Regions from separate parts of the Homo sapiens genome. Here region 2 is linked to region 1. The links are chromatin loops, found by intact Hi-C in ENCODE. Cell type or tissue: IMR-90. All regions are shown on one strand. Links, peaks and the distances in the headings refer to the core of each region. The heading gives the core; the rest is flanking DNA. Region 1 has its middle 140 kb from the start of TNFSF18. Region 2 has its middle 57 kb from the start of TNFSF18.

Region 1 (2,928 bases), core at 261-2,760:
AAGCAATGGAGAAAAGACTCCCTATTCAATAAATAGTGCTGGGATAACTGACTAGCCATATGCGGAAGATTGAAACTGAACCCCTTCCTTATACCATATACAAAAATCAACTCAAGATGAATTAAATACTTAAATAGAAAACCCAGAACTATAAAAACCCTGAACAATACCATTCTGAACATAGGAATGGGCAAAGATTTCATGACGAAGATGCCAAAAGCAATTGTAACAAAAGCAAAAATTGACAAATGGGATCTAATTAAACTAAAGAGCTTCTGCACAGCAAAAGAAACTGCTGAGCGAACAGACAACCTACAGAATGGGAGAAAATTTTAGGAAACTATGCATTGGACAAAGGCCTAATAACCAACATCTACAAGGAACTTAAACTTACAGGAAGAAAACAAACAACCCCATAAAAAGTGGGCAAAGAACATGAACAGACACATTTCAAAAGAAGACATACATGCAGCTAGAAAGCCTACGAAAAAAGCTCAATATCACCGATCATTAGATAAATGCAAATCAAAACCACAATGAGATACCATCTTACATCAGTCAAAATGGCTATTATTAAAAAGTCAAAAAATTACAGGTGCTGGTGAGGTTGTGGGAAAAAGGAACATGTATACACTGTTGGTGATGGTGGGAATGTAAATTAGTTCAACCATCGTGGAAAGCAGTGTGGCAATTCCTCAAAGAGCTAAAAACAGAACTACTATTTGACCCAGCAATCCCATTACTGGGTATATACCCAAAGGAATATAAATCGTTCTGTCATAAAGATAGCAATATTGTTAAAGCTACTCACTGAAGATTAGCAAAACTGTTAATTCAAGCCAAGAGTCGTTACTCATAAAAATTTAAGTAGCTTTTACTTGCTGCATGTTGGAAAGGCCAAGACTCAAGAATCCAGACTTTTTGGGCAGAATAGGTCCAAACCCCACATACTAAAAAAAAGGTTGGTGGGGAGGGGACAAGTGTGAGGTAAAAGAGCATGTGGCACTCTGGACCTTTAGGATTAAAGAAAATAACCAACCCAGGGGTCTAGTGAGGAGTGCATTTGCCAGAGCTGCAAGCAGGATTACTATGGTTTATACCAAAACCTCAAATACAGTACCTCCCTTCCTGGACTTTCATGGAAACTCCCTCTTATCATTCTTGGTCCTTGTTTTACTTATATACTTACATTCAAAAAGATTTTAAGAAGCAGAGGTAATCATTTCCTCCCTCTTTTCGCATTTTTTCCTTGGATGACTAAGCTCTCATTCCACACCAAAGAGGATGTTTATTCCAAAGCTGCTTGTGGTATAGGATAGGCTCCGAGACTATCCCACGTACACAGGATAGGCTCCAAGACTATCCCACATACATCTGTGCAAAGGGTAGCTCAGCTGACCAGTTGGCCAGGACAGGGCTACAGCTATCATTGGAAAACACTGAGAGGCATACCTATTCCATACAGTACTGAGAGGGGCCGTGGACAGCTGGGGACTGAGTCTTTCTGCTTCTCAGCCCAGATTATCATCAGCCTGGACTCTGAGCAATGCTGTGAGAGTGAGAATGCTAAAAACACCCAACACCTCTGCTGCTTTTATTCCTTTAGTATAAAGTCTAATCATCAACCGAGCGGAGGCTACATGTTGTGAATTCGTATCTAGGCACATATCTCTTCTGTTGCATCATAGTTAACTGCATCCAAAGAAGGGACTGTTACCTGTTACGCTCTGGAGGAGCAGATGTGGTTCCGGCCTCTCAGCTGAAACAAAAGTAAACCAGCTAATGACTAATACTGTCCACTTGCTTCCTTTGTTTCTCCCCATTCGGACCCTCATATCGGATACTCACTCATTTTATTCATCTTCTTAGCACTGTTTATGCTGGTTTTGCTTACTTCCCAGACTGCCAACTTCCCTCAGTTTCTGTTACAAATTAATCTAAATCCCATTTATCTTCCAAACTTATATGACTCCTAGTTTATGATGGGGTTTTGTTTATTTGTTTGCCTGTTTCTGCTGAATTTTTAAACATGTATTAATTTTTAAGGTAGTCAAACATTTTAATCTTTGTCTTTAGGTTTCTGGACTTTTAATTTTGTTTAGAAAGGTCATCTGTAAAATAAAATTAACCTTTATTTCCTTCTGCACCAGGAATTTATTTTGATATAAGGGGTGAGGTAGCCATCTAGCTTTTTTGTTTTTGATTTCTACAAATGGCTACCTAATTATACCAACATCATTTACTGATTCTAATACCACTTTTTATTTTATGCTAATTTCCCATGTATATTTGGATATGTCTCCAAATTCTCAAGGCTATTCGGTAGATCTGTCTGCCTCTACCAGCACCAAATAGTTTTCATTATTCTGGCTAAATTCATTCTTTTATGTCTTTGTTCAGTGTATTTATTGAGTGCCTACTGTATAACTGGCGTTCCTCTGTGTGCTGGTAATACGAGAGAGACATGATATATTGTAGTAGCTAGGAGTACCACTCATCCATCCCTCATTGTGTGGATTCTTCCTGTTGATCACTTTTTTTGTGTATTTTTATATAATTATTATTATTATCAGTTTGTCATATCATAGAAAATCTTCCTGGTATGTTTATCAGGATTGCTTTAACATTCTGCCTTAATATAGAGAGAATTGATATCATTTAAATATTGCATATTCCTATCCAAAAAGAAAACGGTTATTTTCCATTGTTTCCAGATTCCTTGTATCTTCCTGGGTAGAATTTAAAGCTTTCTTTAGATAGGTCCTGCATATTTTTTTGCTAAGCCTGTTTCTTTTTTTTTTAAATTTTATTATTATTATACTTTAAGTTTTAGGGTACGTGTGCACAACATGCAGGTTTGTTACATATGTATACATGTGCCATGTTGGTGTGCTGCACCCATTAACTTACCTGTTTTATTTTTTCATA
Region 2 (2,928 bases), core at 260-2,759, 84 kb after region 1:
GGCAAGGAACACTTGAATGATGTTAATGATTGAGATCCTAGTCTTAAGTCAGATTTTCCCTTTGCTTAACAGTCTAAACAACTAAACATGTTTATCCATTACATAGAATCCCTAAGCTCCACTAAAATGGCAAACTCCAACTCCTTCCCTATGCTATCCCAGTTTGGTCTGGAAGGCAAGCTGAGTAAAACTTTAGGATAGTAAATATGGCTATAGGTAATCAAATTAGCAGCCTTCAGCTTCTTTCTTATGGCATGTATTGGTTCTGAAAAGATGTTTCTGATGTGTCTCTCCTTTGCCACCACTTCACTGACCAAAAAAAAAAAAAAAAAAAAAAAAATCCTGTAAAAAAGATTGTATATGGAAAAGCATGTGCATTAAAAAGAAAAATGGAGGCATGTCCAGTCTTCCCTCTGCCTGGATTATTCTCAACCATCCCCCAGCTGCCCCACAACACAGTCACAAGCGGAATCTCTACCCATTTTTCCAAAGTTAATTCAAATTTTTTCCCTTATATTACATTATATAAAGCTTTTCTAGAAATTCTACACCAGACAAAGCTACTCTGTATCTCTACCTCCATCACAGCATTTACATTCTATATTGAAATTATTTCTTGGTATGTTTGCCTTCATGAAGCTAATTAAGACTTCATGAGTCTTAATTAGCTCTGTAGACTGATCATCTACCATAGTGTTTGGCATTCAACAGATGCTCAATTAACATTTTTGAGTGATAGATTGATTTCACACCTTTACTTTCAACCTTAAGAGCAATAAGGCTCGAGGCATGTTCTCAGGATTTCATAGTTGAACTTATATTACAAAAAGTTCCCTCCTATTGTCATCGCTTTGTCCAAGAGAAGGTACAGAATACAATTTAAAATTCTATCTGGAACTCTACCACTATACATTAGTATCCTCTATAGCACCATAGAAAACTGTTCCTGCTTAGCAGTTATTGGGAGGCTGAGAGTAATGAGTTCTGAGTGGCCCTCCAGTCACTAAAAAACAAAAATTCATATTAACAACCTTTGTTCATGAAAGTAGCATGTTTTGAGTTGTTTCACCATTAGTGAGATTGGTTTGACTTAATGGAGGGAATTTATAGAGCAATTGGCTGGAATAAGGCAGAAGTCAAAAGGCAAAGACATTTCACTTATTGGGTGATGTTCTCTTCCTCCATTGTTTCCCATAGATAAAACCAAGAACTAGATGGTTCAGGTGTATTTTAGCATGGCACTAATGAGGTCAAAATCAAAACTTGGGGCCCTTTAAAAGTTTTTGTTTGTTTCCTGACTGCTGCCAACCATTGTTCTATTAGAGATTGTCATTTCCATCAACTATTTGCTAAGTTAGCACCTACATAAGCCAGGTGCTTAATAACACAAATAGCTATATACCATGACCCTGCCCCTGTCAAAGCTGAGAAGTCTATGAGAAAGACTGAGGAATGCATAGAACATGCTACTCTCTGCTTTCAGAGATGGTCCTCCAGATTTCTTTTGACAATACCCAGGATCCAATTTTCCAGTATTGCCAGATTCCACTTTGTGATATTGAGGTTGCAGAAAGAATCCCACAGATCGTTAGGATTCCAGTAATTCTGAGGATAAAGCTCAACATTTAGATTCTTGAAGGCTAAGGAATGTCTTCCCATAGTCACACAATGAGTCAAAAACATACTTGGAATTTGAAGTCTCCTCCCTTGACTCTTCTTTCTACCAGTTCACGCTGCTGCTAACTGTGATCTTATATCATCAAAACTCTTCAGCTCTTCTAACAGGTGCATCCACACTAACAAATTTGGCCATAGTTTTTTTGTTGTTTTCTTTTCCTGTTTCCATCCCATTCTTTTTTCTCTTTTAATTTTAGGTAAAGCAGATTTGTATGTTGTCAGCCAAATTATGATAAATCCTCATAAAAAAGTCTATCTGATTCACAAGTTCAGCAAAAAAAAATCTAATAAATGTACTCACAACCTTACTATGGCAATATTCTCTAATATTCATGACTTACTGATATACATATTGTACTTAACACATTACAGAATACTTTCACAGATCTCACTTGAAAACCTCACATAGCCCTTTGTGGGGAAGGCCAAAGCAGCATTAATGCTCTGCATTTTTCAAGAGATTAAATGTATGTGAAGAGTTTCGTGACTGAAGATCTAAGATCACACAAGTTATATTTGGCAAATCCAAGTCCATCCAATTAATGCACTTCCCAGAACAACCTTCTTTAAATGGAATTTGAATTTATTAGGCAAAACTAAATTTGCTTATATATCACACAAAACCCCCCTCACTGTCCAGATAATAAAGTCCAAAATCCTTAACATAGTTTTAACATTCATGTAACTTTTATGGTCAGAGTAATGAAAATTTGATTCAGAGTGACTCCAGTAGAAACAAATCATGTGACTTGAATGTCCATGGATTAACCAAAAACTTCAGGCACAGGGATCAAGTAGTGTCACCAAGCCTTCACCTTTCCCTTTCTCTTGCTCTCTCTCACTCCATTCTTGAATTCTGCTTTCCTCTGTGTGTTTGCCTTATTTGGCCAAAAACTTTAGGCCAGGGAAGGTAACTACTTATAACAATTTATATAATTCGAGATTCCAAAGGAAGAAAGATCTGGTATCCCAAGGCTCCAACAGGCCTAGTTTGGGTTACATGCCTTAAACTAATCAGTATGACAAGGAGGCTATAACCCTAGGTGAGGCACCTATAACCCTAGGTGAGGCACCTTTAGTCATTACCTTCCCTATGAGATTGAACAAAGAAAAGGCTAACCAAGGTTACAAGGAGTTGGAATATGTGGTTTCCCAAAGAAAACCAGGGTTATATTATCCCTTGAAGGGGGAAGAGATACTGGTGAGACTAAAAAAAAAAAAAGTACACTACCCATGGCATATACATCTTAC

What was found. Hi-C counts contacts between places; a loop is a spot of excess contacts. Peaks named below come from ENCODE experiments on the same cell type or tissue, not always from the same donor. Only the 100,000 strongest peaks of a DNase experiment are listed, where the experiment ranks them.
Region 2: a loop joins it to region 1, with 10 times the contacts of the local background. A loop is called at or near these places in 2 of 110 quality-filtered maps.

The regions. Positions count from the first base shown.
Region 1 is chr1:172,908,418-172,911,345 of GRCh38, forward strand. No RefSeq gene overlaps it. Among named protein-coding and RNA genes, the nearest start is that of TNFSF18, 140 kb to the right of the region's middle. In IMR-90, for the core only: no CTCF peak of the experiment used is centred there; a DNase peak (open chromatin) is centred at 1,314; H3K4me3 peaks cover 472 bases; H3K27ac peaks cover 1,703 bases.
Region 2 is chr1:172,992,228-172,995,155 of GRCh38, forward strand. No RefSeq gene overlaps it. Among named protein-coding and RNA genes, the nearest start is that of TNFSF18, 57 kb to the right of the region's middle. In IMR-90, for the core only: no CTCF peak of the experiment used is centred there; a DNase peak (open chromatin) is centred at 1,664.